Regions from separate parts of the Homo sapiens genome. Here region 1 is linked to region 2. A link is a loop called in an ENCODE intact Hi-C map of the cell type or tissue named here. Cell type or tissue: PC-3. All regions are shown on one strand. Each heading gives the region's core, and the rest is flanking DNA. Links, peaks and the distances in the headings are about the cores only.

The links. Hi-C counts contacts between places; a loop is a spot of excess contacts. Peaks named below come from ENCODE experiments on the same cell type or tissue, not always from the same donor. Only the 100,000 strongest peaks of a DNase experiment are listed, where the experiment ranks them.
Region 1: a loop joins it to region 2, with 2.1 times the contacts of the local background. A loop is called at or near these places in 3 of 110 quality-filtered maps.

The regions. Positions count from the first base shown.
Region 1 is chr1:67,619,587-67,635,091 of GRCh38, forward strand. It overlaps LOC124904197 (a long non-coding RNA gene), which reads left to right. Exons shown (of 2, transcript XR_007066160.1): 1 at 1-79; 2 at 7,053-7,285. Among named protein-coding and RNA genes, the nearest start is that of GADD45A, 58 kb to the right of the region's middle. In PC-3, for the core only: no CTCF peak of the experiment used is centred there; a DNase peak (open chromatin) is centred at 7,085; H3K27ac peaks cover 1,923 bases.
Region 2 is chr1:67,758,195-67,773,699 of GRCh38, forward strand. The region is part of intron 2 of GNG12 (G protein subunit gamma 12); the gene reads right to left. The region is part of intron 1 of LOC105378781 (a long non-coding RNA gene); the gene reads left to right. It also overlaps the pseudogene RNU7-80P. Among named protein-coding and RNA genes, the nearest start is that of GNG12-AS1, 66 kb to the right of the region's middle. In PC-3, for the core only: CTCF peaks have their summits at 8,107 (motif pointing right) and 8,306; a DNase peak (open chromatin) is centred at 8,257; H3K4me3 peaks cover 928 bases; H3K27ac peaks cover 1,007 bases.

The sequences.
Region 1 (15,505 bases), core at 5,761-8,260, 140 kb before region 2:
GTCTTTGCACTTTGTACCAGATACTATGTGAGGTGCTGAGGATCCAGGTGTAAAAGTTCCTATCTAGTGGGGCATGCAGGTAAGCAAATTGATTGTTATGAGACAGAATTGTGTTTTTGGTAAAGATAAGCACAGGTTGCTTTGGAAAATCAGAGGAGGGTCACATACCCCAGTCTGATTGGAGGGAGAGAATCCAAAGGGCTTCTTGGAGGAGATGACACCTGAACAGTCTAGAGAACAAGGGGTTTTTGTGTCCATCGTCTCATTCTTGGCAGAGCACTCCTGGAGAAAAGAGTTAATCATAGCTCATATCAAATCAAGTCATTTATTCTATACATGTTCATTGAGCTCTTTGCTAGGAGACAAACACTCCCAGGAGCAGCTTGGGAACTAGGCAGAAGCAGTCAGGAGTGAGAGAAGCGGATAAGAAAAATATGAGAGGAAATCAACGACGAGTCTCAGGTTTCTAGTTTAGGCGAATGGGTGATAGTGGATTAAGGCTGCCATGTGCAGTTGTGCAGGTTGTGGACTCACAGATGCAGAAGGAGGGGCAAGTTTAATGAAGAAGAGCCTTACACTTGATCCCACAGTACCACCACTTAATATATGATGTTGGAATGGACCACAATTGAGATAATTGTTTTGTTTTATTAAAAACAAGCCTTGGCCAGGCGCAGTGGCTCACGCCTGTAATCCCAGAACTTTGGGAGGCCGAGGCAGGTGGATCATTTGAGGTCAGGAGTTTGAGACCAGCTTGGGCAACATGGTGAGACTCCGTCACTACTAAAATACAAAAATTAGCCAGACGTGGTGGTGCTCACCTGTAATCCCAGCTACTTGGGAGGCTGAGGTTGGAGAATTGCTTGAACCTGGGAGGCAGAGGTTGCAGTGAGCTGGGATCATGCCATTGCAATCCAGCCTGGGCGTCAGAGCAAGACTCTGTCTCAAAAAAAAAAAAAAAAAAGAAAGAAAAAAGAAAAAAAGCAAGCAATCTGTTCTTTCTTGAGTGAACTAAAAAATCCACTTTCCTGCTATATTCACTTGGCTCCTTAATTTTCACACTTGAAAAATCTCTACTGTGAATCATTCATGTCTTCTCCACATCCCTCTGCCTTTAGACCATTTTGACACCTCTACCAGAGATTTTAGGATTTCCTGCTTAAATGAAGCTTGAAAACTAGGTATAAAACTGAATACTCAGTTATTAATATTGTTAATAATGGGGTTATTGATATAATAGTATTAAAAACATCCATTATTATTAAGTTCATAACCAAGAATTGTCTTTAGTTTTTAGAATTATTTCAAGCTACAATTTGATCATCTTATAATAGGGGTAAGACCTTTTTTTTTTTTTTGAGATGGGGTCTTGCTCTGTCTCCAAGGCTGGAGTGCAGTGGCATGATCTCTGCTCACTGCAATGTCTGCCTCCCAGACTGCCTCAAGCAATTCTCCTGCCTCAGCCTCCAGCGTAGCTGAGATTACAGGCATGTACCAGCACACCCAGCTAATTTTTATATTTTTAGTAGAGACGGGGTTTCACCGTGTTGGCCAGGCTGGTCTCAAAATCCTGACCTCAAGTGATCTGCCTGCCTGGGCCTCCCCAAGTGCTGAGATTACAGGCATAAGCAACTGGGTCCAGCCCAGTAATGCCATTTTAACCTCAAATTTTATTTTCCTTTTATTCTATTTCTTCTTTTATATAGTGGAAGAAATCTCAGCAGGAATTTTGATCACCAAAGATCCTTTACTAAAGCTAATCCCTTCAAAAGAACTGAAATACATCCTAATGTACCCTAAATAATTTCCTCCTCAAAGTTTGGCTCTTTCTAAAACATCCCTTGGGTTGCCATTTGACTTCCTGTTACATTTAGACAGAAACATAAATCTTGTAATAAATATATTGCTTTAAGATGTATCCAGGCCTCTCAAAATCAGCTCTTTATTATTCTTGATTGCTATTCTTTGCCTTTTCCATCTCTTTCTAGAACTGCAGGGCCCCAACATATGTATCTTAAAAATAGAAAATACGGTCTACAAAAGACAGCTGGGGTGGGAAGTGTAGCGATCATCCCTTTGCCATTGCCTATTTTTTCTCTTCAGCCTCACTGGCAACATATTTAATTTGCTTTTTGTTATGAGCCTTATCCTCTTTTTTTTCTGTATTTTGTTCTTCAAATGTACTTCTCTTTGAAGCTATTTATTATGGACTGTATTTTCTTTTTTTAAAAAATTTTCAACTTTTATTTTAGATCAGGGGTACATGTGCAGGTTTGTTACATGGATATATTACATGATTCTGAGATTTGGGGTGTGATTGATCCCATCACCCAGGTAGTGAGCATAGTACCCAATAGGTAGTTTTTCAACCCTTGACCTTCTCTCTCTCTTCCCCCATAGTAGTTCCCAGTGTCTATTGTTGCCGTCTTTCTGTCCACGAATACCCAGTGTTTAGCTCCCACTTATAAGTGAGAACATGGAGTATTTGGTTTTCTATCCCTGCATTCATTTGCTTAGGATAATGGCCTCTAGCAGCATCTATGTTGCTGCAAAGAATATGATTTCATTGTTTTTTATAGCTGCGTGTATTATCTTCTTATTCACACAGTTAGGTGAAATCTGATTAATAGATTAATAACTTTGAATTCTAAACATCTACTTGTGATTAAGTGAGAGAGGTTTGTCTTTGCATGGTCTGTGTGTAAAGGTTTTCCAGGTACATGTGTAATAAGCAAGGCAGTGTTATAACTAGTCTTTTAAAGAAGAACAAATGATTATTGGTAGAAGCACTATTTCCACAATATCATTCTTGATTACTTGACATTTTTATCTGTTCATGAAAAGAGATCCTGTAAAGCACTTATCTCCAAATCTTTGCCCGTATACCCTTCCATAAAATTTGAAAATGGTATACTTTCATCCATCTTTTAACTTAAATATCTAAAAATTTTATGATACATTGAGATGGTTGCAAAGGAGGTAATTTCTGAACATATTATAAATAGTACCATTTAAAAATAAAGCTCTTATATTACTCTCTTGGCCAGGCGCGGTGGCTCATGCCTGTAATCCTAGCACTTTGGGAGACCAAAGAGGGTGGATCATTTGAGGTCAGGAGTTCAAGACCAGCTTGGCAAATATGGCAAAACCACTAAGAATACAAAAATTAATCAGGCACAGTGGTCTGTGCCTGTAATCCCAGCTACTTGGGAGGCTGAAGCAGGAGAATTGCTTGAACCCAGGAGGCGAAGGTTGCAGTGAACTGAGATCGCACCACTGCACTCCAGCCTGGGTGACAAAGTGAGACTCTGTCTCAAAAAAATTAAAAAAATAAATAAAAATAAAGCTCTTAAACGTTTCTCAAAGAATTCTAAATACCACAGCAATTTGACACCAACTATAGTGATTTGAGATCCATCATCTAGTTAAAATTATATAAACAAGCTCTTTAATATACATTTTCATCATTTTTCTCCATTTCACTTCTACACAGAAGTTCATTCTAAAATAATAATGCTTGAAAACCTTTTATTTATCATTCTACTATACTTTTCTACCTCTACAACAAAACAAAAAAATACATATGTAAATTAAATGCTGCAAGTGTTTTAAATTTTTTCTGAATTTAGTTATGATTAGCACAGAATTAACCAAAACAACAGAGGAATATTATAAATTTTATGCATAATTATTAAACTTAAAAAGTAAGTTTTTATTAGAATCACATTTATTGGTAAGCTGAGTGGCACTTTTTCTCAACTGCTTCTTGCATCCCATGAGTGAATTATTTATTGCTAGAATGAGACAGGGTGTAGTATCCATTCTATTTCTATTTGTTATTTTTACAGATAGAAACATTGAGAAGCTGTGTTCACATAAGTAAGTAGGTAGGAATGGAATTCATAGCATTGACACTCAAGTTTAAACTATTTCATAGATATAAGACGAAGATAACATAGCCATTTACCATAAAGATATTTTAAACGATCTATCAGCTGACAATTCAGTTACGTCCTTCCATTCTGTTGAAAGCAAAGAATTGAACACCACATGACTTGCACATAGATTTATTTCCCAGTCATTAGAAATTAGGAGTGCTAATGCTAGATGATGAGTTAATGGGTGCAGCGCACCAGCATGGCACATATATACATATGAAACTAACCTGCACATTGTGCACATGTACCCTAAAACTTAAAGTATAATAATAATAATAAACTAAACAAACAAAAAAAAGAAATTAGGAGTGCAGTGGCACCAACACAGCTCACTGCAACCTCTGCCTTCCAGGCCCAAGCCATCCTCACACCTCAGCCTCTCAAGTAGCTGGGACTACAGGTGCGCACCACCATGCCCAGTTAATTTTTATATTTTTTTGTGGAGATGGGGTTTCGCCATGTTCCCAGGCTGGTCTTGAACTCCTAGACTCAAGGGATCTGCCTACCTCAGCCTCCCAAAGTGCTGGGATTACAGACATGAGCCACCGTAGCCAGCCTGGGGTTGTTCCTTTGTAGCACAGAGATTTCTCCACCTTGGAGCAGTGCCCCAGGGTAAGTCTGGCCAGCAGTGAGATGTGATTTTCTTCTGTGAGGTGGGAGAATGGACCTAATGAGGGAACAGGAGGGAGAGGAGGACCATAAGGAGGAGTCATCACACATATTTACTTTTGGAAAGTATACTTATCATAGTTGAGGATCTGTAATTGATTCTTTAAAATCCTTTGGAAAGCCCTCAAATAGTATACCAATTCGAAAACTGCTGTTATAAAGATTTCTGCCAAGTATCATCATTTGTTAACTTGACAATAGAGCTTTTTTTTTTTCTCAGAAGACCTATTAATATCTGTAAGAGCCAACATTCTTGGAATACTCCCTGGGAAATGCTACTTTAAAGGTTTGATTAATAAATCTTAATTGGCTCCCCAATTAGATAATAAAATCTACACCTGTGAGCCAGAGGTTGTTGAAGTTGTAGGAGAACATATATAATGATGATGATGACCATATTGATAGCTATTATTGATTATGTTAGTTTCAAATAGCAGAGACCTAACAAACACAGGTGAATACCAGCAATGAGGTACTTGTCTCACACAACAATAAACTCCTGGCCAGGTGGCCCTGGAGTAAAACAGAAGCTCAACAATGTCATCAAGCACCCTAGCTCTTTCTCTCCTGCCACTTCATCAGCCTTAGCCTGTGAACCTTGTGCTTGTTGCCTCATGACATCAAGATGGCTGTTCTACCTCCAGCCTCGCAGTTAAGTTCCAGGCAAGAAGAGAGAGGGGGGCAGACAGAGAGAGGAGCAAGGACTTGCTGCTCAGAAGCTTTGCCTTTTTATTTGGAAAAGTCAAGGACAGGTATTTATGTCTCATTGGTCATAGCTGGGTTTTGTGGCCAACCCCAGCTGCAGGGAAGCTGGGAGTTTGGGTATTTCCTCTTTGACCCTTGCTAGTAGAGAAAAGCAAAGAAGACGGTGTTTGAGAATAGATGTTGAATGAACCAGTTTACAGGATCTGTCACATCCTTCTATTCTGAGCTAGACATTTTACACATATTATGTTTATTATAACAATCCTATGTGATAGGCTTATTATCCCCATTTTTCAGACAAGGAAATGAAAATTCACTGAGGTAAAGTAACCTCACAAGGTACCATAACTGATTTGTGTGAAAAAACTGGGATTGGAACAGTTCTTCTGATACTAAAGTCTGTGCTTTCCATCTCTGACCACCGCATGGGCCATTTTGCTCTACATCCTGATACATTCCATGTCCTTCATAGTGCCAGACCTAGAAAGTTCTGTTGGAGTGCAGAGACTCCCAAAGCCTGTGCCAAGTGCAGAGGAGTGGGGTGGGAATGAGAGAATAGGAAAGGCTTCCTTTGCCCCTCTTCCCCTCTCCCACGTACCTTAATCTTGACAAAAGCGGGTCACGGGAGGGAAGGGCAGGGAAGGAAGCAGCAGCTCTCCACTGGGAACAGGCCACCGGGGCTCCTTTTCTGACTCTGACTCTGGATTTTTAAGTCACCTGGACTCTGCAGGCCTCAGTCTGTCCACCTTGCTCTTCAGAGTGCATTTCCGTGATTTAAGACAGTGGAGAGACTGCAGAATTGTGGTCTAGTGAGAAGTGAGTGTGATCACTCCTGAGGCAGCGTCCCCATGCTCTGGAAGCTGTACCTGAGAATCCACCTGGCACAAGACACCTTTCCTGCCCCTCCCCTCCCCTCAAGCCCACCATGGGCTCAGAGATAATTTCATTTCAGGGGCTCTGGGCTGTTGTGACCTAACAAGTCATGACTGATGAAGCAAGGGAGCTCCAGAAACTCCACGTGAGGGCACAGACCTCCAAAACTTTCCGGAATTCAACTGCTTCTCACCAGTGTTAGTCTGGTCCAAGCCAGCATTGTCTTCCACTTAGATGACTGTAATGGCCTTCTATTGGTTCTCCCTGCAGCCACTTTGCCCTACAGCCTATTTGCCACAGAGCATCCAGGGTGATCACATGAATGCCTCAGACAGGCCGTGATGTCCTCTGCCTCAATCCAACAGCAGCATCCCTTTTCTTTCAAAGTAAAAGCCAAAGTTTTGACAAAGGGCTTCTAAGGCCATACACAATCTGCATGCTGTTCCTCACCTTCCCTGCCCCTCCCCCCGTACCTTTCCAACCTCACTTTCTACCTCTTTCACTCTCTAAGACATCTTCCTGCCTCAGGGCCTTTGCACAGATTATTCTTTCTGTTGAGATCATTCTTCTCTCAGAGATTCAACTGGCTCTCTCATCTCCTTGAAGGCTTTTCTCAAAATGCCACCTTCTCATTGAGGCCACAGCAACTATCCTGATTTAAAAATTCCACCCTCCACTTCTTCCCCCAACACAGCCAATCCTCCTTACCCTCCTCTGCTTTTTCCATGGCACTCATCCCTTTCTAATATGGTATGTAACTGATTTATTTATTTAGCCTATAGACTGCTTCCTGCCATGTGGCAGAAACAATAACACTCACCAAATATTCCATGTGCTTCCTCACATTTGCTAGTTTTTTTGTTGTAGGCGAGGCCATGTGATTAGTCCTGAGAGAAAGCATTGTGAGTCATTTCCAAGCTGCAGTACCTACAAGCCCATGGGAAGTTCTTCGGTTTCTCTTTCCTCTGCCATCACAACTAAGGAACCTCAGATGAAACCTCTTGGGCCCCTGAGTCACTGCATGGAAGACAATTGCCTTGTAGAATCACAATGGATTTTGTGTAAAAGAGAAATAAATAAAGCATTGTTTTGTTAAGCCACTGATACTCTGCACTTATTAATACAGCATAACTTAGACTTCCCTGACAAATATACCCCATTAGAATATAGGGTCCATGAGACCAGGATTGTTGTCTGTTTTGTTCTCTGATATATTTTGAGCACATGGATCAGTGCCTGGCACATAATAATCCCTCAGTAGATTTGTTGAATAAATGAATAGACTTCTGGACACAGGCCAGCATCCCTGACCCAGTCCAGTTTCTAGCTTCCTCTGGTTTGTAACAAATTCCCAGGACCTATGCTTGAAAGCTCCTTATAAGTAGGGAATAAATCGCAGTCATCTTGTATTGTCCCCAGTTTCATAAGGCCTTGTACATTGTTACTATTCAGTAAATATGGACTGTCTGACTGAATGACTGATAGAAATAACTGAGTACTAGCCCAACTCTCTCCTGCGGTCCTCAGGTTGAAAGCTCTCAGCAGGAGAAGGAGGATGGCCAGTTCTAGTTCACGTACTACTACAGTTTCAGCACAGAATATTGCTTCACCAAGAAAACTAAGGCTGTTTTGCCTGATCCCCTTCAGTGCCTCACTCTCTGACCTAAAATCTGCCCTCTCTCTGTCCCTGTGCTCATGCCTTCACTGCCCTCATCCTGTTCAAGGGCAGTCCTTGTGACTAAGCAGGGTGCACTATTCTTTTCAGATTTCTACCTCCCATTCATACCTCAGGCCAATATTTTCTGACCTCTAACACCACAGTTGTACTGAGCTTCCTCTCGGTGATGGCACCCAAGACCTCCTGATTGCCAAACGCAGTGGGATTTTTTTTATGGTGTGATGCACTGGAGACCTTCAGCTAATCTCCTTGTCACCTGCTACTACTTTGGCTCCCATGGCACCATCCTTTCCAGGTTCTGCTTACATCTCCTTGGCCATTCCTGTGCCTCCGTGGGCTTTTTTTCCTCTGCTCAGTCCTTCAGGGTCCTCCAGGATTCCTCCTCAGCTCACTGCTCTGGGCACTTGACACACTTTCCTCATGGTTTCAACAACCTCCTGGATACTGATGATTGCCAAATCTTTGTCTCCAGCCCCAGTCTCTCTCCAGAACTTTAGATGATTTACATATGTGCCACCTGGACAGACCCACCTGGAGGTCCCATGACTTGGGTGTCTCTTATGCACCCTCTCATATCCTCTTGGCCTCATTTCTGAGTCCATTAGTGGCTCTGGCAAGCGGTTCTACCCTGGCTATGACTCAATTTACACAGACAGTAACTTTTTTCAACAATTGGCTTAGACCACGCTTCGTGCCTTGGGGCTTCTCTGATGCCCCTGGATGCCTAGTCATTCTGGTTGCCTGTGGAAATGCCTAACACTTGGGCGTGTGCAACCCAGATTGGGGGTGGGGGTTGGGATAACACTTCATGTGGAATCAGGATTACTGAAGTACAAGAATCAGTGGATAACCGCTTCTCCCTCTTATCTCTCTCAGGTGGACAGTCCTGAAATGCAGCGTAAATGCTTCTTGGAGGCCCCAGGGGTCCAGCATCACTGTCCTGTGGCAGTGACCAATATGATACACATCCATTACTGGCTTTCCATTTTTCCATTTTCCTTTATCCCACCCTCCCTGATCCCTCTCTCCTGTTCTTGGGATCACTTCCCAGATAAATGACCCATGCAAAAACCTTTGTCCCAGGCCTTCCTTTGAGGGAATCAAGGATAAAATATCCTTTAGGCCCCTCTATCTCAATATGTCTAAAGCAGGACTCTTCATCTTGCCCTCAATCCAACTCTTCTTCTTCTACTCTTACCCCAATCAGTCATCAAAGCTAAAAACTGGAGACTCACCTTTTCCCTCTTTTTCATCTTGATTTCAAGTCAATCCTGAATCTGCCCCTCTACTCCTTTCCTCAGACCACCTCACCTAAGCTGCGGCCTCCTCTCAGTTCTCTCTGCCTCTCCTCCAATCCTCTCAAATCCATCCTACACCCAACCGCCAGCGTGAAATATCTCAAGCGCAAATTTTTGCCACGGTGTCCTTTACTTAAGCCCCATCAAAGGTTCTGCTGGTAGGATAAAACCCAAGCACCTTGTTATGACATGGGGCCTCCTGGAACCTGCCCTTTGCCCACCTCTTCAGCATCATGGCTGAACTGCTTATGCTTTCCAGCACCGTTCCCATTGTGCACTCAACAGAGAGGAAGAAAATGCTCATTTTGAAGAGAACTTTTATGTTGTCTGCTGTGGAGCATCCCAACAGCATAGCTTCTATGAAGACAGTGTTGGAAGAGCTATTCTCTAGACTTTTGCATCTACAGGGTCTTTCTGGACTCATAGCTTCACAATACACAGATCACAGGACAGTCAGGATGAGGGCTGGAAAAACTACTGGAGGTAGAGTCAGCACACCTGTGTTCCAGGCCTGCTGTGACACTTGCTAGCTGTGGGACCCTGGGTAAATTTCCTGGTTTCTGTATTCACAAAGTGGGAAAATGCCATCTAATTGCCACAGGGTGTGTGATGAGCACATAAAAGTAATAATGATATTGATGATGATCATGATGGCTAACATTTATTGAGCACTTACCAGCAAGGCAATGGCAATAAAGAAGGTACCCGGTAAGCAGTTCATGGCTCTGCTGCTAACTTAGTAATGTTTTCTCAGTAAGTCATTTCCTGTGTCTTGACTTCAGTCTCACCCTGCAAGCAGTGGAGTTGAACTAGTTCAGGGCTTTTGACTGGGAGGTCACTAATATCCTTGATAAGATAAAGTTCTCAGTTTATGAGCTAGCACACTGAGCTATTGCCTGTCCTAAAGTGGGCTGAGCATCCATCAGTTTTTAGCTCTGACATGCTCATTGGGATGCACACAGTGTGTTGAAGGTAACCTCACCAGCCTCCTTCCCCTGTGTATTGGGGAGAAAAGAAATGACTGTGTCCTGAGCAAGAAAGTTAGAGATGCTGAATCTCTTGCACTTTTTTTTTTTTTTTGCCCAGCACACAGTAACAATGAGGGTAATTCTGCCAAAAAACAACTTTTCTTGGCATGCATTGTGCTGTTCACATCCATGGAATTTATTGTCATATCACTGCCAAGTTGGACAAATTATTATCAGAGCCAAGTCAAATCCAAGGACAGCTTAAGGCCTGCCATCTCTTTGCATGATGTCCAAGCTTCTCTTGTGGCCTCCTCACCCCCTGTGGCTTCTGCACACCTTCCTGAGGGCCTGGTAACAAGGAAGACGGATGCTGGTACTCTGATCCTTCACCACTCAGCTCTAAAATGATGCCTTTGCTATAACTGGAGGGTTTTGTTTCATTTGTTCATTTGTTTCCTCCCATCCTTCAATACGTTATTATTTCCCTGTTTGAAGTGAAAATGTGATGGAGTAAATATATTGACTCTTTTCTCTGTTCTGTTACTACCAAAGTCACACTCCCCATTTTTGACTCATTTCTTTTCATATTTGATTATTTTCTGACTAGTTTCTGATCATATTTACATGATTTTCAATAATCTGCTGCTTCCTACATAATTGAGTGGACAGAATAAAAATCCCAAAGTGGGTGTGAATTGGAAGACAGTTATCCAGCCATGGTGAGGGGAGTGAAAATGCATCCATGCCAAAGAAGACACAAACTGGGCAGAGTGATTGTCCCCTTATTTCTCCGAAAGCCAGGGGTTTGTAGAAGAGCATTCCTGGGTGTGTTTCCTGATGGGGAGAGCTAAGGGCAGAGAATCTAGGATAACACTTGGCCTTCATCCATTCCATGACACGTCACACCTTTGGCATCTATTTGGCTGTTGGTAGGAAGGGGGAAAGGTGAGATGAAGAAAGAGGAGATTTGCCACCTCTGACTTCCCCTCATGACTCCCAGGTCATATTAGCACTAACACTAGTTATATTTTAAAGTGTCTTATTTGTTTATGTCACAAATAATGATTGAGAGCACACTATGTATATGCCAGGCTCTGTACTAGACACTGGAGACACAATGCAAAGCAGCCATACTCCCTGCTCTTTGAGGTATTCACAATGTGGTACATGCAATAAGACAATCAGATGTGGAAAGTGTCCAGTGAGTTCTGTAGAATATGGCCCACTTAGATCTCTTATTTACAGTATTGTGGCTGGTATAATTTAATTATTTGAGTAATTATTTGTTAGTGTTGGTCTTCCATTTTTGACTAAAAATCCCATAAGGACAAGGATTCCATTACCACTGTAAGTCCTAGCATAATGCCTAGCCTATGAGGAAGAGCTCAATAAACATTTATGAAGAAGGAAAGGAGAGGAGAGGAGGGAAGAATGGAGGGAGGGAAGGAGAAGGTGGGATGAGATAGAAAGAAAAGAAAGAGAAATCAGTTGTAGTGGTTCACTCCTGTAATCCCAGTGACTTCGGAGGCTGAGGCAGGAAGATTGCTTGAGCCTCATTGCTTGAGGAGTTTGAGGTTGCAATGAGCCGTGATTGCATCACTGCACTCCAGTTTGAGTGACAGAGTGAGACCCTGTGGAGAAAGAAAGAAAGGCAGGAAGAAAGTAAGAAATAAGGGAAAGAAAGAATGAGAAAGAGGAAGAAAGAGAGAAAGAGAGAGAGAAAAGAAGAAAGAAAGAAAAGAAAGAAAGAGAAAGAAAGAAAGAAAGAAAGAAAGAAAAGAAAGAAAGAAAGAAAGAAAGAAAGAAAGAAAGAAAGAAAGAAAGAAAGAAAGAAAGAAAAGAAAGAAAGAAAGAAAGGAGGGGAGAGAAAGAAAGAAAATGAGAGATAGGAAAGGAGAGGGAAGAAGATGGAAGGGAAGGAGAGGAAAGGAGAAAGGTAGATTAGTGTCCTGGAAGAAGGGTGAAAGGACACTGTGAATAAACTCTGGGCGTGTAGAGGGAAGCTGGGTACTGAGAAGGCAAGGAAATGGATCTAAGTGAGAGGAGGTCAAGGCGGCAGGCACTAGGTGTATAGGAAGTGGATGTTTCATCTGGGAAAATTCCATGGCAGAATAAAGGCAGGTGGCTGTGCAGAGCCTGGGAACTTGTCATAAAGTGCACTCTCTGTCTGGCTGGGAGGGGTCCTGACTGCGGAGAGCCACACCTCTGGCTGCACCTGGGAATCCCTGACCTAGGGCTGATGCTGTGCCAGGTGGGGCAGAGAACTCTGGACTCTGGACTCAAACAGACCTGATTTGCCTCTAGCCTGTGCTGTTAATAACCTAAAGTTTCTCTGAAGAGCTGTTGAGGTGATGAGCTGTGCTGGAAGAACCTGGCCAATGCCTTCTGGTGGAGGCAGGCCTGGGCTCTCTTCATAAAGAAGCATTTTGTTTTAGCTAATTGATCCCTATGGACCATTGTTCTAGTTTACTATTTCTCGTCCTTAGCTATATTCACACTATAATTACACCTTTCTCACCGTTTCTTAGAAGCCTTCTATTTCAAATAGAACTGTGGTCTTACCTATAAAAACCACATTTCCCAAATACAGATTGTGATCGATAGTCACAAGGGCACTTACAGGGAAAACTCTGGAAAAATGAACAGCACTGCCAAAGGGTGTAATATGTGCACAGCCTCATGCTGAGTGCTTGCATTGCAATATTCCATCCAGTCTTTGTAGCAGCCCTGAGGGGCAGGTGCTATTGTTATCCCCAGTTGACAGGGAAGGAAATGAGGCCCAAGCAGGCTCCAGTCACCTCTCCGCAGTCTCTCAACCACATGTGGTGGAAACAGGACCCACAAGCAGGGCTGACTCTCTTGGTCAGGCCTAGACACTCCAGCCCCAAGCCAGGCCAAGGCGATGCAGGCCCCAGTGGCAATGAGCTGCGGTTTTAGAAGAAAAGTCGACAAACGATTTCTACCCTAATCGTTACATCTATTTTTAAAGCTTCTTTCTTTTATTTTGATAAGTGGTTGTCATTTTTCATAGACTATAAGTATGTAAAGTTTTATTTAATTAATTTCGAAAGTGAACTTTTAAAAAAGAAGTGTTCTGTAATGGTTTAGCGGACATATGGATACAGGGATAGTGAAGATGAATACAGGTGATGATCTGGGGAAACTCAGGCCGCCCTCAGGGCTGATTTTGATCTTTGCTATTGGACTCTGTGACACTGTCAGTCTGCCAACCCTCATGGGACATGCCACTGGGGTTTGTTGCATCTTACTGGGCTTTGCCTAATCGGTCTTGCCTGTGTGGGTCTGTCTGGTCTCTCGGGTCATGGCTGTGCCCCATCTTGACAGAATAAATATCAGGAACTAGGTAAAAGGTGATTTGGCAAATATCAGGAAATGAAATATCTTCAGCTGCAATTGGCACAGGACACACAAGGGCTTGCTGGGAAGCGACATGAAAGATGAGGGTCCCCTCTGTCCTCTGCACAAGACCTGGGGCAAGGGCAAGTCAGGAGAGGCATGTACACACAGAGAGAGGATCTCTGGAGGGAAAGGGCTGTTGTATTTACCAGGAGGCTGCAGCCTCAGAGATTTCCTGCTGTCACAGTGAAAGCAACCTGCTTCAGGCCTGTATAACTATCGTTCTGACCTTTACGCTTTCTGTAGGCATGAAGCCTCATACTTTCTAGGTACTCATTAAAATTGTTCTGAATTCACTCCCCTTGCCACTGCACTTGGGAGAGAACATTCTACGTAGAGGACCACAATTAGAGTTGATTAGGCACCCAGCTCTGTTCCTCCACTACCGAAAACTAGATATGCAGCAATCTACTTCCTAATGATTACTGGGAGTTTCTTTTGCATAACGCAGTTCTCCCAGGACCACTCCCTGAGTGAATGGATAATCAGGTCCCAGACCTGCAAGGCTTTAACCAGTTCTTGGACAAAACTATATAAACCTATCATCTCCTAAAGTATCCCTGCTGCTTCTCACTCCCTACCCACCCCATAGCTGACTAGGTGGAAAAACTATTTTTGTGCAGTCCACTCAAAAGCAATAGTCCTCTTATGTTAAAGATTGTTAAGCTGTAAGATTTAACAACATGTCAATAATGCCAAATAACTTGGCTTATTGATATGAAAGTCGTATGTCCCTTGTGTTTGTGTTCAAGGTAAGGAGAAGTTAATAGACTGAGCAAATATTTTTGAGCAGATAATTTCTGCTGCTTTAATAAACAGTATGTTTAAGAATGAGGGCTTTAGAATGACACTAAGTGAGCCAGGCATGGTGGCTCATGCCTGTAATTCCAACACTTTGGGAGGCCAAGGTGGTAGCACTGCTTGAGCCCAGGAGTTCAAGACCAGCCTGGGCAACATAGTGAGAACTCATCTCTAAAAGAAAATATTAGCCTGTGTGGTGGCACACGCCTGTGGTCTCAGCTGCTTGGGAGGCTGAGGAGGGAGGATATCTGGAGTCCAGGAGTTTGAGGCTACAGTGAGCTATGATTGCATCACTGCACTCCAGCCTGAGCAACAGAGCAAGAGCCTGTCTCAAAAAAAGAATCACACTAATTTTAGTTCAAGTTTCTGCTCTGCCAATTAGCTGTGGCAATTTGGGCAAGTTACTTTCCCTCTCTGAATCTGTTTCTTTATCTGGACATGGGAACACTGTCCCTGGGGTCCCATGGAGCAGAGACTCTTTTAGGCTCACTCTGGTAATGAGGTTTTGATGAGGCCTCATGAGGGTTAGGCATCCCATGAAAGCTGAGAGTAGGAACCATTCTGCGGAGCAGGGCATGGGGGCCTTTCAGAGACTGGAACTGGGCCCCAGGGCAGGAATGTGTGGATCTTTACTCTAGTGCTCACCACCCATGTGACTATTAATACCACTCTCCAAGTGTTGGCCTCCCCTTGATCTGCTTCTCTTTCCTTCATGAAGTAGTTTCTCTCCCTCACCCCAGGTATCCTTTCTCTCCCTCATGGCTTTGGCTTACTCACATCCATGACTTAACTCATGACCTCAACGCACTCAGGCTCGCCATGGACTCTCTGGCTTCTCATCTTTCAACTTCAGTTTCTACGGTGAAATAGAGGAAAACAGGTTTCCTCTATTTTCTCAACTTGAACTTTCTAAAAGCAAGAATTAATGTGGATAAAGCGTTTTGTTTTTTGATACCCTATGAACTGCTGGCTTGCCAATGGTTGCTGTTGGGCCCCGGGTGCATCCCTGATGCAGTCAGAGGTGTGTGTGTGTGTGTGCACACTAGTGTGTGTGTGTGTGTGTGTGTGTGTATTTGAGGATAATCATATTGGGCAAATCAAAGCCACTGAGGGCAACCTGTTTGTTGAGTGCAGGTGACTGACATGTGCAGTAGCCAA
Region 2 (15,505 bases), core at 6,702-9,201:
AACTCCTGACCTCAGTCAATTTGCCTGCCTAGGCTTCCCAAAGTATTGGGATTACAGGTGTGAGCCACTGCGTCCAGCCCTAGCTTTGGGTTTCCTATTGCAGCAACACATTAGAATAAACAAACAACCAAACCCTTGGGACTGAACTAATACACCTGGAGAAGGATTAATGTGGCCTGGGTCCTGCTATCCCTCCTCAGACCTAGTATTTCGCCATGACGATGAAATACTATTGGCTGGTAGCAGCGGCCAGCTCGCTAACCTGGGCAGCAGACCCCTCTCTGCTCTTCACACAGCTTGGCATTGGCCTGGTGTCAGGATTGGGGAGCATGCTGGACAGGGGCTGAGTGGCTGCTATATGCACACTGGAGCACACATTGATAGTACAGCAGAGAGGGCTGGGCTCATCCCTGGTAACCTGTCAGCCCTGGCTTTTAGATGCTTGAAAGATGAGGTTGGATACAACTATAGAACAAACCCACCCAAAAAAGTCCTTGAGAGAAAAACATGAAGCAAATAAAATCAGCTAAGATGCTCCCTGTGGAAGCGTGTCTTAAAAACATTTGCCTTTTCCTGATTGCTCCAATGGAGGAATACCTTATTACCAACAAAAAGTTAGGAGTGATGTATGGGAGCTAAAAAAGTAGACCTCATGGAGGTAGAGACTAGAATGGTGGTTACCAGAGGCTGGGAAGGGAAGGGGGGGATGAAAAGTTGGTTAAGGGGTCCCAAAATACAGTTAGGGAGAAAGAATAAGTTTTAGTATCTGACAGTACAGTAGAAAAATTAGAGTCAACAACAATTTATTGTATATTTCAAAACAGCTAAAAAAATGTGCAATGTTCCCAACACAAACAAAAGATAAATGTCTGAGGTGATGGACAGCCCAATTACCCTGATTTGATCATTATACATTGTATACATGATCAAAATACCACATGTATCCCCCAAATATGCACAACTATTATACAACAATAAAAAATGTTTTAAGAAGTTAGGGGTGAAATCCAGCACATGGAACAGCATATACATCCCACAGTACTAATGGAGGCCAGAGGGCATGTGGCTTTGGGTGGGAGGAGTGTCAAGATCTCTATGGTTCCTGCGTAGGCAGTCTTCTCTGTGTTGGCTAACTATAGTCTGAGAACTATTCACCTCAGTAAACACTGGTCAAGTGCCTAACTGCATCCAAAGTACTGTGGGAGACAATACAGTGTAGCCATTAAGAAAACGAATTCTGGAATCAGGTAGGCCTGGGTTTGTGTTCGGACTCTTTCACCCATTCCCTGTGTGACCTGCGAATATCTGTTGGCTGTAATTATTATAATCTTGGTGCACCTCAATTTCCTCATCTACAAAATGGACATAAGAACTATATGTACCTCAAAGAGTTGCTGTGAGAGTTAAATGAAATCATGCAAGTATGATGTTTTGTATAATACCTTATACATAGTAAGTGTGCAATAAATACTAGTCATTGTTATTCCTAGAAGCTTCCCCAAATTATTTTAAAAAGAAGGCACCTAGATCTAAATGACAGTCCATGTAACAAAGAAAACCCTTACTTGAGCAATTTCAGTGAAGGCCATTTTTCAACAATGCTCACTCACTTCCCTCCACTCTGGGTCCCAGTCATGTATAAAACACTCTGCTTTGTGTTGACTAAGCTCCACAGTGACATTCCAAGGAGTTCTGGTGTCCCTCCAAATATTCTAGGCTGCCCTTTTAACCTGATACTGATACCCTGTCCACTCTACTGTTTAAGGGGCTATTTAAAAATTTGGCTTTGTAAAGCAGGGAGCAAGGCAGAAAGCCTTCAAAGCTTTAGCAGTTGGCGTGGCAAGGAACAGAAAAGCAGCATTTTACAGTATCAAATACCAGAAGTAGCCCTCATAACCACTAACTTTGTAGTGCTCTTCCTTCACTGTGGCGAAGTGCTGAGCATGTTACATGCATTACATTACTGAAACCAAGGCCCTGTGACGTTCCAGTGAGTCCAAGGTGCTAGCTGGTGTGAGTACAGCTGTGGGCTCTAATCTATGCTTTGCTTCAAAGTCCACGCATGCAAATCCTGGGCAACTCCCTGAGTTTCCAAGGCAACTCAGCCAACTCATCCAGAGGTAACTAGCTTCCAATAACTGTATAAGCTCACTCCCATCATTTGGTAGGTTGGTAGGTCAATCAGTTCAATTTATTTTTATTTTTATTTATTTTTTGCTTTCTCTGATATTTGACCAACCACGACACCTAGTGGCCAGTGGAGCACAAACATGGGTTGCCCGAAAAGGCTGATGGACGGGTGATGTGTGTCTTTAGCTTTAAGACACACGTTGCTCATGACCAGGAAAAACCTGATGGATCGTGTTCAAGGCAAAGAAACCAAGGCACAGAGAAATGAAGCGACTTGCCTAAAGTCAAAGCTAATGTAGAACTGTGTGGAAATACTGAACCTTAGTGTTAGAACTCGTATTCTGATTCAGACTTGGCCTAAATTTGATCCTCAGCAAGATACTTTCTTCAGTTATTCAACAAACATTGACTGGGCACCTCCTGAGTAAGGCACTGTGCCAGATGCCGGGGACATGACAGTAAGCAAGGAGGACACGTCTCGATCCTTGCAGTCAAATAGGAGGGGAAGATAAACAGAGAATCCACAATAACAATACCAGCTAATATGTATTAAGGACTCTGCTTCAAGAGTTTCATGTACACCAACTCGCTTCATCCTTGACTTGAAACAATCCTATAATGGGGGTGCGATTATTATTCTTGCTTTGAAAATGTGCAGGAGAACATTTAAGTTGTGGGTAACAAACAGGGCTCCTATGCCTTTCTAGGTCTAAGTTTCTGAAATAAAGTTGTGCTAGATACTGGAAGATTTCTAAGACCTCTTTCCAGATCAGTTTCCCTTCACTTCTAGGATTCTGGGGTAAAGCTGGGATTAGACCTTGGTCGGTTTTCCTGACCAAGAGTCTAGTGTTCCCTCTCTATACACTGTGCTGGTCAATATTTATGAATAACAGCTGGAAGTTATTGAATGCTTACTCTGTGCCACGCCCTGAATTTCTCAGTTCAGGCAATCTTCTTCACAACCTATGAGACAGCTTTAAGATACAAATAATAACTGAGTGAAAAATCATGCTCTAAAATAGTTTAAAAGATTTCCAAGATAAACAGAGAGGCTTCCAACCTCACTCAGCTGTAGCATCCTGAATCTCTGTTCTGTCTGATTTTGTTGAATGGTGGATTTAAACCTTATGTATTGGTGTCCTCAGGCTCTCATGAAGGGAATGGATAATGGGTCCAGGCAAATGGTTCAATGATGAGTTACTGTCTAGGGAAACAGGGGGCATCTTGTTCAATAACAACATTGCTTTGGGGTAATTCTGGGTCCCTAGAAGTATCTACAAAGCCTGCAAGGTCAAGTGCAGGTCGACTTGGCTCTTTGGTTTTATGATTCCAAATAAATAAAACACATTTCCAACAGTTCAGCAGGGTATATCCGAGATCGGCAAACTCTCCAACGAGGTATTCCCGTTAACCCTTAGTCCCTTACCCTCCCTGAGGGTATGTGCACACCATCCGCTTTCTGTCGGGTGAGGGAGGGTGCAGGGAGAGAGGCAGGGGCAATCAGGAAAACTCTCTCAGTGATCCTGCAAATGGGAAATGGGGACATTGAGTTTAATCACGGCTCCACTCCAGGACCAAAGAAAGCAACTCCTGCCACCTGCAGTCAGACCACTCTCTCCCACACCCAGGAAAGCAGACCCAGTGGGACCTAGAGCTTCCCAGGTCTTGTAAGACTCTGGCCTCTTTGTTCAGGGCCTCCAGAATGATACTCCAGTGGGTCTTGGTGAGAACATACATTAGATATGCTGCAATGTTTAGCCTAGAATGCTCTGCTAGCTTTTCCAAATGGCAAGCTCTCACTGAACTTTCTAGGGCTACAGATCAATACCTTCTTTTGCCTGACCACCACCACCGCCCCCAACCCAAGGCTGTCCACAGTAGGAACTGCCACATTTGCCCAGTACCTAACACAAGATTGTAATCACTGACTTGTTTATCTGCCTACCCCATGGACTTGAAACATCTCTAAAAGATGAAGTGGGGTGGCTTAACCATCCTTACGTACTCAGTACCTAGCTAGCACAGCCTCTGGATTGAGGAGGTGCTGATTCCCAAAGAGCTGGAAAGGAAGGCAAGGAACTGTAAGGCTAGAAGAGGCTTAAGAGGTCATCTCATTTATAATCCTGCCCAATACAGGATTTCCCTCAAAATACAAGAAATTATTTTGAGGGAAAATAATACAAAAAGTAAAGAAAAACAAGAGAAAAGTTTAAAAGAGTATGTATTTATGTACATATATACCTTCTACATGCATACATACATATATGGCATCCTTCTACTGGAATGGGGTATGTGGTGGTAAAGACGCAGAGTAAGATTCACTCAGATTTTTGAGCATTAGCGTTTATCTCTTTTTAAAGTTTTTTTCCCTAATTTTTTTCCCCTAATTTTTCACAAAATACATGCAATTTAGTGAAAAATTTGTAAAATATAATTAAAGTGAACAGAAGGTAAAAGTTAACATGCTGTTATATTTCCTTCTAATATTTTCTTGGGAGTTTTTGTTCTTCCTTTTTTAAAAAATCAAAGGAAACCTTGATCAGATTGAGTTTTTAAGGTAGTCTAAATTATACTCTGCTGCACAACTTTATATTTTGCTCCGTTCTAGCAAAAGCATTTCCCTATGTGATTATAAAGTCTTTATAAGCATCATGTTTTAACTTTTATTTTGATATAAGTTCAGACTTAGAGAATAGTCGCAAAGCACCCAGATTTGGGTTCCTCAAATGTAAACATTTTACTATATTTAACACCCTACCCTCCCAGGAGAGAGAGAGAGAGAGAGAGAGAGAGAGAATCAATATGAAGTTTTACTCCTAAATATTTCAGTGTATACTTCCTATGAATAAGAATAAGGAATTCTCATATATAACCACACCAATTAGTCAAATCAGGAAATTAACTCTGATATTTTACTATTATCTGATCTACAACCTTATTCAGATTTTGGTGATTATCCCAATAATGTCCTTTACAGGAAAAGAAAATACAAAATTATACATTATGTTCAACTGTCATGTCTCTTTAGTCTTCTTGACTCTGGCATGCTTCCTGAGTATGTCTTGGTTTTTAATGTTATTAATATTTAAGAGTAAGTGCTGGTTATTTTGTGGAATGTCCCTCAATTTGGGTTTGCACATGTTTTTTCCTGATTCGATGCAGGTTATGCACGTTTGGTAGGGATACCACAGAAATAAATATCCATCACTTTTTTTTTTTTTGGTAAGAGACAGGGTCTCACTCTGTCACCCAAGTTAGAGTGCAGTGGTGCAATCACATAGCTCTACAGCCTCAAACTCCTGGGCTCAAACAACCCTCCTGCCTCAGCCTCCAGGGTAGCTGGGACTACAAATTCCATTTTACACAAGCATGTCCTTATTAGAGAATTTTAGGTTGTTTTTATAATTTTGCTATAATTCCAAATCCACCCCCCTCCCACCCTATGAATTACTGATTGGCTTTCCACCATTAATTTTTATATTAATAATTTATCCATTTAAAAGAATATGTTAAGATTGTTACTATATTAACAACTTTTGTCTAAGAAGCTCTGTCAATTTGCAGTCTAACAAAGGATGGAGTGTGAACTCCATGTCAGGCTAACAAGCCTTGAGCACTGACATGCTAGTATTGCACTGCTGTTTTAGTGGCTTTCACCTTAAATTGTGGTTATAAACGGCATTGCTCCTGTCATGCCTCTGAATATATTCCTTTGTTTGTTTGCTTTCTCATTCGTTCACTCCTTCACATTCACTCAGTAAATACTGAGTGTATATTCTGGGCCAGTAGTTTAGGTGTGAGATCAAGGTCTCAAGTAAAGAAATAAACAAGAAAATATGGATTGTGGTAAGGGATATGAAATACACAGGCTGGTGCAACAATGAGTACCTGGAGGCAGTGCTCCAGGTAGACAGGGAATAGTCTGGTGCGTAGAGAAAGACAAATGAGCCAGTGAGCTGCAGCTGGGGGACCAGGAGAAAGAGGTGGGGCATCTCTTGGCATTTACCATAAAATTCTATCAAAATGTCTCCAAAACATTGCTCTTACTAAAAATACGAACCCTTATTCTGACCTATCCCAAGTACCCACTTCCAAAGCCTACCCTTCTCCTCTGTCTGTCCTAGTCAGCAGAGTCTAAACTTCAGCGTATTATAATTTGTGAATAATAATGAAAGCCTGAAAATGCTCTGAAATTAGAGGGAACTTAGATACCATCCTGATGTTGCTCAGCATTGCAATTACCTGACTTTGAGGGACCATTAATGAATGAGACTGTCTCAACACTAGATTAATGGCCACTTTCAACAGTGGAAAGGGAACAGATGTCCAAGAAGACAGAAAGGTACTAACAGCTGTGTGTATATGCGTGTGTGTATATGTGTGTGTGTTCTCCTTCAATAACCGGGGTGGTGGCTATGGCCACAAGCAAGGAAGATGGGTGTTCATGCAAAAACAATCAATCTGCTTGTGCTTTGGAGTTACTCTGGTCTAGCAGAAACTGCAGCTCCCCAGGGCTCACTATCACCTCTGGACTTTGTCAGAGTGAGTCAAGTAGCAAGAACACAGAGGAATCGTCCAGGAACTAGACCTGGGAAAAATATATCCGTCTTTCTCCAAACAAAGCCTGTTTGGTATTTCAGGCAATTAGTTTCCAAACACTTGGGTCAAAAAGCAACAGATTATATTGTCAAAAAATTATTTCCTTGCATGAGATGAAAAATTAGACAAAATATATAAGAATACATAAAAATTAAAGTAGACAAAATATATAAGAATATTATCAATAGTCATTAGATGCCCCTGTCAAGCACTGAAAAAATAACTTATAATAATCTATAAAATGTATGCACACTCTTTTCTTTTCACATCCTTCTAAGGGAAACAGCCCCCAGTAGGCGATTAAGCTGATGCACGAGTAACGATCTCTTAACAATGCCATGCCATCAAATACTGAAGTACAGTTCAGTGTTTCTAAGAGCAGAGAAAGAAAAAAAACATTAAAATTATTACTAATATAAACACTATGATTGTATATTGCACTTGAGGGATGAAGATCTAGAACAATGAAGATGATAAACATATTTACCTACAGACAAAAGATGGTAGATAAGATTTTTATTATAAAGGCTTTGTTTATAAAGGGAACACATTAGAAGCTAAGTAATTGGGTCAGATTTGGTAATTAAAAGCAGCTGAATAATCAACAAACGCTTAACAAAGGTGTTAGAACAAGATCATATTTTAACAGAAGATGAAATACATAGAAAGGTTTGTATATTTCAACCCTTATTCTTCTGCCTGTTTTGCATTTTTCTTTTAAAAATACACAAAAAGTATAGGAAGCAGTAGTGAAATAACTACTACCTAGTCAACCTGTGACTGAATCTGGCAGTTGTTAGTAGCAGGTGTAAATGAAACGATGCGAATAAACTAGCAGGACTAAATCAAAAAGATTTCAATGTGGGTGACATAGCTAAAGTCTATAATTTAGGATCTCTAATACATATCCAGTTTGTGGTTGAAAATTCCTGCTTTCTAGTGGGCTTTACGTCTGCCACAACCCCAAGGAGTGAAAGGAAACTCAAGACTAACAATGATTTGTTGTAACTAGACGTAGTGGTGAAAATCTGGCCAAAAAAAAGTCCACTATAAATGTAACAGCTGTGAGCCTTAAGCCTGGTGGCATTTAAACCATTTTATTCTTTATAGCTATAAGAGTATTCAACCCTAAGTTTACAATAATATCTCAAGGCAAAAACTCAAACAAAACAAGGCACACACGCACACACACACACACACACACACACACACACACACACACACACCCCTAAACAATGCCCTCATAGACAAGCCCCTTTCAAAGTCCCACCTAATTACAGGCTGACAATCTTTCCAAATTATCAATCAGAACAATAAAAATGCCCTTGAGGGCTCATTTTAAACAATTCTCTGGTCCTCCTCTAGGGGGCGAAGTTGGCTCGCATTTCACCGAAAGGGGAAATTATTTTCAAACCCTGATTTTCGCACAGTGCTAGAAAGATATTCACATACAAAGGGGTCTTTCCGCGCTCCTGCTTCTTCTCAATACATTTCACTTCGGCTGATGAGCAAAGCAGCCCAGCCCTTCGGCACAGTAAGAGGGAGGGAATGTGATTACGGCGGAGCATAAGCAGGGCTTAATCAGCACAACCCTGAAGGCCGGCCAGCTCATTCTCCTCAAACTTGAGATCACAGCTATGGTTTTGCCAAAGATGATACACTTTCAAGAATATATGTTGGTGTTTTTTTTTTTTTTTTCCAGGAGAATTTTCCACTGGGGAAATTCTGAAGCCAGGTGAAGCCTCACACGGGGCTCCCTCCCACCCGGTCTCCTCTGTAGGGCCTCCCTCTGAGAAACCACAAAGCAAGCTGCTGGAGGTCTGAGTGCCTGCCCTCCCTTCCTGCACAAACGGGGCCCTTTCTACCCTGAGGATGGCATCTGGTGGTCAGGAAGATGCCTGGACAGCAGTTCCTCGCTGGGCCTCGCTTCCCCCTCACGGAAAGGGTTAGGTGTCCTCTTAGGGAATGCAGGTCTAGCTACAGAAGGGGCATACACAGGCAATGCCTATTCCCAAGGGAGAATCAAATGTGAGTTTTAGCACCCTAGCAACCATACAAGGCAGAAGGCTCAGAGTGTGTGTGTCCCTGACCCATGGATAGATCGTTTTTGTGGGTTCTAAGCCTTATACAATTTTGGGGGTCCTCTTTAGAAAAATCATACAAAATTAGGAATATCACATTAGCTACAGGGCATTGGAATGGGATGTTGCCAGTGAAAGATCCTGAACCTTAGGGCTCTTTAACTGCTGGGCCATGCAGTTATCTTGTCCAGCCTGCCACCACTGGACTCTCCCCTGCAGTAAAACCCCATGTCACGTGTGCTGGCTCTGGGTCTCTTCTTGGCCTCTTGAACATGGTGCCATCTCTAATGAGACTGACAGGGGTTCAGCACGACAGGGCCTGAGCTCCTCCCGCTTAGGACTGTCCATTGCCTGGAGACAGATACCGAGGTGGAGCTATTGAAAGAAACACTTGCGCTGCCCTGTGAAAGGGAACAAACTCCTCTGCCACGGGTCAGCTCTCCACACCTACCTGACCAAGTCTCAGTAACCAGTTTGGGTCATCTCACTAGTTCAGACTCTGCCTCCTCCTCCTTTTCCACCCATGGGAAGGTTATGCAACCCTCCTTCCAGACCTCCTTGGGCTGCACAAAGGTGCCAACTATACTAGTCTTTACTGAAAGACAGCAAAATAAAGTGACCTCAATTGAGAGCATTTATCTAAACATAGTTTGTTTGCATATTTTCAGTCCTTGTAAAAATAATACACAATTTTCTCCTTATCTGATGGCAATATCACTTACCTAAATCTTAACAATAAAATGAGGCAAGGCCTAAAAAAATAGAAAGTTAAGTTTAGTTGATGTAGCTTGTTTTCACATGTGCTACAGTTTGGAATTTATAAGCAAACCAGATATAAATTTTCTTCTTTTTGAACAAAACAGTAAGAACAACTTCTTACATATAGAAATGTCTTCATAAAATCCATTTATCACAAAAAACAGTGTTCTGCAAATTTGATTTAAAAGCTTTTTTTGGAGATGGGCTCTTGCTACGTTGCGGAGGCTGGACTCGAATTCTTAGGCTCAAGGGAATCCTTGGCTTCAGCCTACCAATGAGCTGGGACTATAGGCACATGCCACTGTGCTTGGTCTTCTGCAAATTCTTATTTGTAAAACGGAATGTGCTGGGAAAATAACAGCCACCATTATTTGCATCCTGTGAACCACACATAGTCTAAACATTTCATATAGACTATTTCACTTAATCACCTCAATAACCCTATGCAGTATTATCCCTATTTTATTGATGCAGAAATTGAGGCTTTAAGAGGTAAGCGACTTGTCCAAGGTTACAAAGGTATTTTGTATAGATTTGAGGCTGGGCAGGTTGAGCCTTATTGTTAGTCCCTGTGCCATGCTGCCTCAGCAGCCAAAAATCACTTTTGATACTATAAAGAACTAGTGAGTTTCACAAGATAGTTATTTTTTAAAAGCAGATCATTGCACATATTTAGATTTTTTCCCAAATTCCTATTTGATTAAAAAAAAACAGGCTGAGGAATGGGGCTAGTTTTTTCCAAGGCTTTAAAGGTTTTTAGAAATCATCATAATAGTTAAATGCAAACAATGTAATAGCTACCATTTATTGAACATGTATTATGTGATGGGCCACTGGCTAAGTTCACTATGTGCAGTGTTTCCTTTAATATAGCTATCTTGTGAGGCAAATGATATGATGCCCATTTAACAGATGAGGAAACTGAGACTCAGAAAGGTTAACCGTAACCATGTTCAAAGTGTCTCAATAGATAAGGAAAGTTTGAACTCTAGTCTATCTGCCCACACTAAGCCACTTCCCTACTATAAAATGTATACATATAAAAAGTATGCTTTAGCTAAGAGCCTGTTAGTTATTTCAAATATATATCTAGATCTTTGAATGGCCAGTGCAAATCACCATATGCTTTTAGGCCAAGAGAATATAGATGAACAGTCCCAGGGGAGTTGAGTTCTGCTATCTGAGCTTCTGTCTCTAATATCACCTCATATGATGGGTCTGGGGGAGGAAAGGAGGGAGCTGTATCTTGCCATCTTTGTAAGCAGCCAGTAAAAATGAGGACATAAATCAGGTCCACATCTGGATATATAATGTTCAGTCTTGCCAAGAGACTAGTACATGATGGAACTACCCAAAATGCATTTAATACATTCTTAGGCCACTGCACCCAGAGAGACTCCAACTTTAGCTGACCCAAGCATCTTCCCAGCATGTGTCACTTGCTCATTTGAGACGCTGGCTTCACCATGGGTTGGGGGGTCTATACTCAGCGAGTGACCTAATTGTTACAGGACCCAACATCACAGTGGTCCAACCACACATGAAAAAGGAGGGCACGTTGGCAGGGAGGCTGAGTTCACAGTGCTGGCGCCAGAGAAGGCAGAGAAATATGCTGACTCCAAATGTCACATGAGCATGAAAGAAAACCTACATAAGTGAGGGTGGGTCTTTGGAGGGAGGTAGGATACATTCTGCAAGGCTTGAATTTGCAGAGTTCATAAACTCTGCATGGAGCCCTGATCAAAATGCTTCCATGAAGCACAGCAAATACGTTCTCAGATCAAGAGAAACTATGTTAGGGTCATGAGCATGAGAAATGGCATGAGCACAGTTTCCAAATACTAGCTTTCTGCTGGAGTTATACAGGTGCACGTTGGTATGCAGGTAGAGGAAACCCACCCAGATACACAGGTCAAAAGTTTCCCTGTGGGCTTAGATAACAGGGTGTCTAAGCTTCGCTTTGGAATCTCTGAGGCCCAGGAAAGAATTCCAATTTTCCCAAACATTTCCCATTTTTCCAATGTCCAATTCTCCCAGACAAGGCACGCACACACACACTCACACTCACACTCACTCTCACTCTCTCTCTCTCCTGAGATCCCATTAGAGAGAAAGAACGTCACAGGAAGCTAGGTTTGGCTCAGAGGGAGCAGCATCTTTCCAACAACTCCAACTTAGCTGAAAATCTGAATGGGATGATATGGGAGGGAAGGAGGGGAGATGGAGGTAGGAAGCTCCTCACCAGATGAAGGACCACTTTTAGAGTGTTAAAAGAAGGGAAGTGTCTCACACTGGGTCTGAGGTTAAGATGCGAAAGTGAAGGTTTCCACCACCTCAAGATGTAACAGATGGGAAATTCCAAAGCAAGGGATCTGATCATTATGCAGAAATTTCTAAGAAGATGGCTCTAAGACCCAGAAGGAGGACACAAACAGGTCAGGACGGTGGAAAGCAATGGAGGATTCTGTGAGTAAGATTCTTTGGTAATGCTCTGATTCCTACGGTTTCCAAGGTGGGTGGAATGGAGAGGGCTCAGCCTTTCTTCTCCAGCCCAGAGAAAAGGGTTTCAAAAGCTGTATGTGGTGAGTTTGATATGCATCTCCCTCAGGAACCAAAATGTGAGAGGGAGCTGACGCTGGCTAAACCAGCAGGGTGGATGCCACATCAGAAAGTGAGTACTGTCCCCTTGCCCCATGGTGGAGGGGAGGGTGAAAGGAATATGAACCCTGGACACCCAGAGTGGCAGCCTGGGTGTCTTTGCAACAGGTTCTCCCCGAGAGGGCTTTGGCATGAGAGTGAGAGGACCCCAAAGAGAGTCCGACTGGAAACCAGAAGATGCTGAGGGATGGCAACAGCAGCAGGAGGAGAGAACCACCCAAATCCCGGGGGGCCCAGAGCAAGGCCCCTCAGAGGAGTCCTGGAGAAGGCCATGGAGGCAGCCAGGAGAGAAAAAAGTCCCCTTTCCCTGTCTGCCAGGCTCAGATAACTTAGCATCAGATGTGACAGTCACAGTCAGGTAACGACTTGCTGCACACTCCCCCTGACCCCACAACCTGGAGAGACCTGAGCAGTGGGCAGCTGGAGGCCACTGGAGGGGGAAGTGGCCCTTGGTGGCTGGATGGAGGGAAGTCCTCCCTTGGAATGAATACTGACTGTTTATAGACCAAAAAGGGCATTTCAAATTTCCAAAATGAACCTGTGTGCATGTGTGTGTGCGTGCTGAGAGAGAGTGAGTGAGAGACAGAGATACAGAGAGAGAGAGAGAGAGGCAGGCTGACTTCAAGTGGCCTTAGAACTTCTCATTACCAGAAAAGTAACCAGAAAAGTCATGGGCCTGATCAAGTTATTATCAGGAAATAGGGTACAACATACCTCCCTGAATAAACTTTAAATGAACAGTGGGAGACAAGAATGAAGCTGAGTCTTAACTATGACTGGTGAGTCACATTGTACAATATATTAGTTACATACAGTTAACCTTTGCTAAGTCCTGACTAAGTGCCAGGCACTGGGCCATGGACTTCACAGACACTACCTCATTCAGTCCCTCTAACAACTCCTTGAGGCGGATATTTGACAGATAAGAAAACTGTGGCTCAGAGAAGTTAGGCAACTTGCCCAGGGTCACGCAGGTAAGTAAGTAAAGTAGTAGGAACCTGTATTCAACCTCAAGCCTGACATCTATCTGTGAGCTCTTGTATTGTCCCGGATGAGTGGTTTTCAGCAAAACTTTTGCGACTGAAGCAGGAAAGGGACTTGGGTCCTATCCATCCTTCCTCCTCGCGAGTCCCTGAGCTAGAAAACCAAAAAGCAGAGTTTGAAAGCCACTGACGAGCATGATCTTATGGGTCCTGTACAACACTCTGATTTTATGATGCTATCATCTGTGGGCGGGAAGGTGGAGAGAGGTGGACCCACCACAGCAGACACAGGCGACAGGAAAAACTCAGAATTTGTATCCAGTGTTCCAGGAGAGGCAGCTGGAAGGAGCTGGTTCCAGCAGGTGGATCTGAGGTTCACAGAATTATAATCATGTGTATAAATATAGAGTTCAGAGAATGCATGTAAAGCACTTAGCACAGAGCCTGGCATTAGGTAAATGGCAACTATGATTGTGGAAAGTTTACATATGTGCCTAAAAACCTCAACATATAATTTAATGCAACATGCTCAGCCACTGATGTCACTGTGTCTGTTCCATAAGGAGCTATGCTTATCATGGACACTACACTTTACTAATTGAGCCAAGACAAGAAAGGAATGTGTAAGATTAAGCTAGCCAAGTCTAAAACAATTAGAGTAAGTCTGAAGCAACGGTTTTTAAGCAAGAGGGGCCCAGGGAAGGGGGTAGGCATGGAGTCCTGTGACATAATGATGGAAAACATAATCCTTTCTCCAACAAAAAAAGTGCATATGTACAATTTTGCAAATAATGACAGAAGTTCACAGATCTGTTGAAGTCTATTCATAGTCTCCAGATTAAGAACTACTCCTGTAGATCCTGGGGATTCAACATGAGGTCCTCAGGCCAAGAGCTGCCCACCAGATCCCAAAGTGGTGCTACCCATCCTTGTCCTCTCCACATGTTCCTTATTGGTAGTCTGGATCATGACACCAAACCTGAAGTAGGTAGTCAATGTAACTGTGCAGAATCTAATTTCCAACCTTTCAAGTTTAATAGACTCCAAATGAAGAATGTCTAAACTAGTGGATTCTGGTACCTAGAAAATTTATCTGCTTGGCATTCTCATTCTTTCCTTCCCTCCTTCTGGTACCAACACCTCTCCTTTTTATTATTTTTTCATTTTTAAAATTTATTACATAATGTGGGGAGTCTTCCAGTGAAAAGAGGAAACCTGCTAGACAAATTCTAAAAGAGCTGTAACACTACCCCTCCTTTTTCCATGGGGAACCCGTTCTGTGTAATTCTGGTGGGATTTACCCTCTCTCATGGGACACATGAACAGGCCTTAGCCAAAGTGATGCTGCTTATTGTCTACTGCATATTTCTGGCCATGCTGATTCAGGCAGGCAATCCAATCTGGGCTGGTCAAGGTCCCTCCTTGGTACTCACTACTGCTAGAAGTATGGCAAAAGAGGCACCCATAGCTGTGAGAATGACAGAAACCCAGTACTGATAGCTACCTCTGCCACCATGGTGAGGGAGAGCATGTCTGAGAATGAAGCTGAGAGAGCTAAGCAAAGTCAAGACAGAGTGAAAGATAATGGCCTGATGATATCTTTGGAACTCCTGAATACAGCTGTGCCTGAAGCCCTTACTAGCATGGCCATCCTAATCATATAAGTCAAGAGACTAGTTTAAATTATATTTCTGTTGCTTGCAACCAAAATACTCCTAATAAACTTGATCCAAAGCAAAACAAAGTCCCAAAGGAAATTCTCCTTCACGGGTAGTTCTTGTGGAATTCTGGGCTCCTCTCTGACAACGATCCTGAATGAATTAAAACTTTTTCTTCCTACGACATTGTTGCAAAAAAGTCTAGGCTTAACATTATTCCCTATCATTCTCGGCACCAATGGTTCATCTTACCAGTGCTGCCAGTCAGCAAATATCTCATTCTCCCCACCCTTGATCCTGCACTCCTGCTCACCTTCCCTATACTATTGGATATTTCCTCTTGTAATAAATATTAAGGTTACTCATTAGAAGAGGAGGGACCCAGAAATGGACAATGGTGGCCTAGTTTATAGTTCGCTACCATCAAATACTTGGAGTCAAGTCTCATGAGCCTCTCAAACTGCCCCCAAAAGGCACTGAATGTTCCAGTATAAGAAATGAACCTAGAACCATGGGGCTCAAAAGAGAAGGAGAGAGACATGGAGCAAGGGAAGAGGATCATGCAGGGTCAATGTAAATTCTGTGTATCAAAAACCACAACACAGACTGAGTCATAGTGTAGAATGACTTGAGAGTT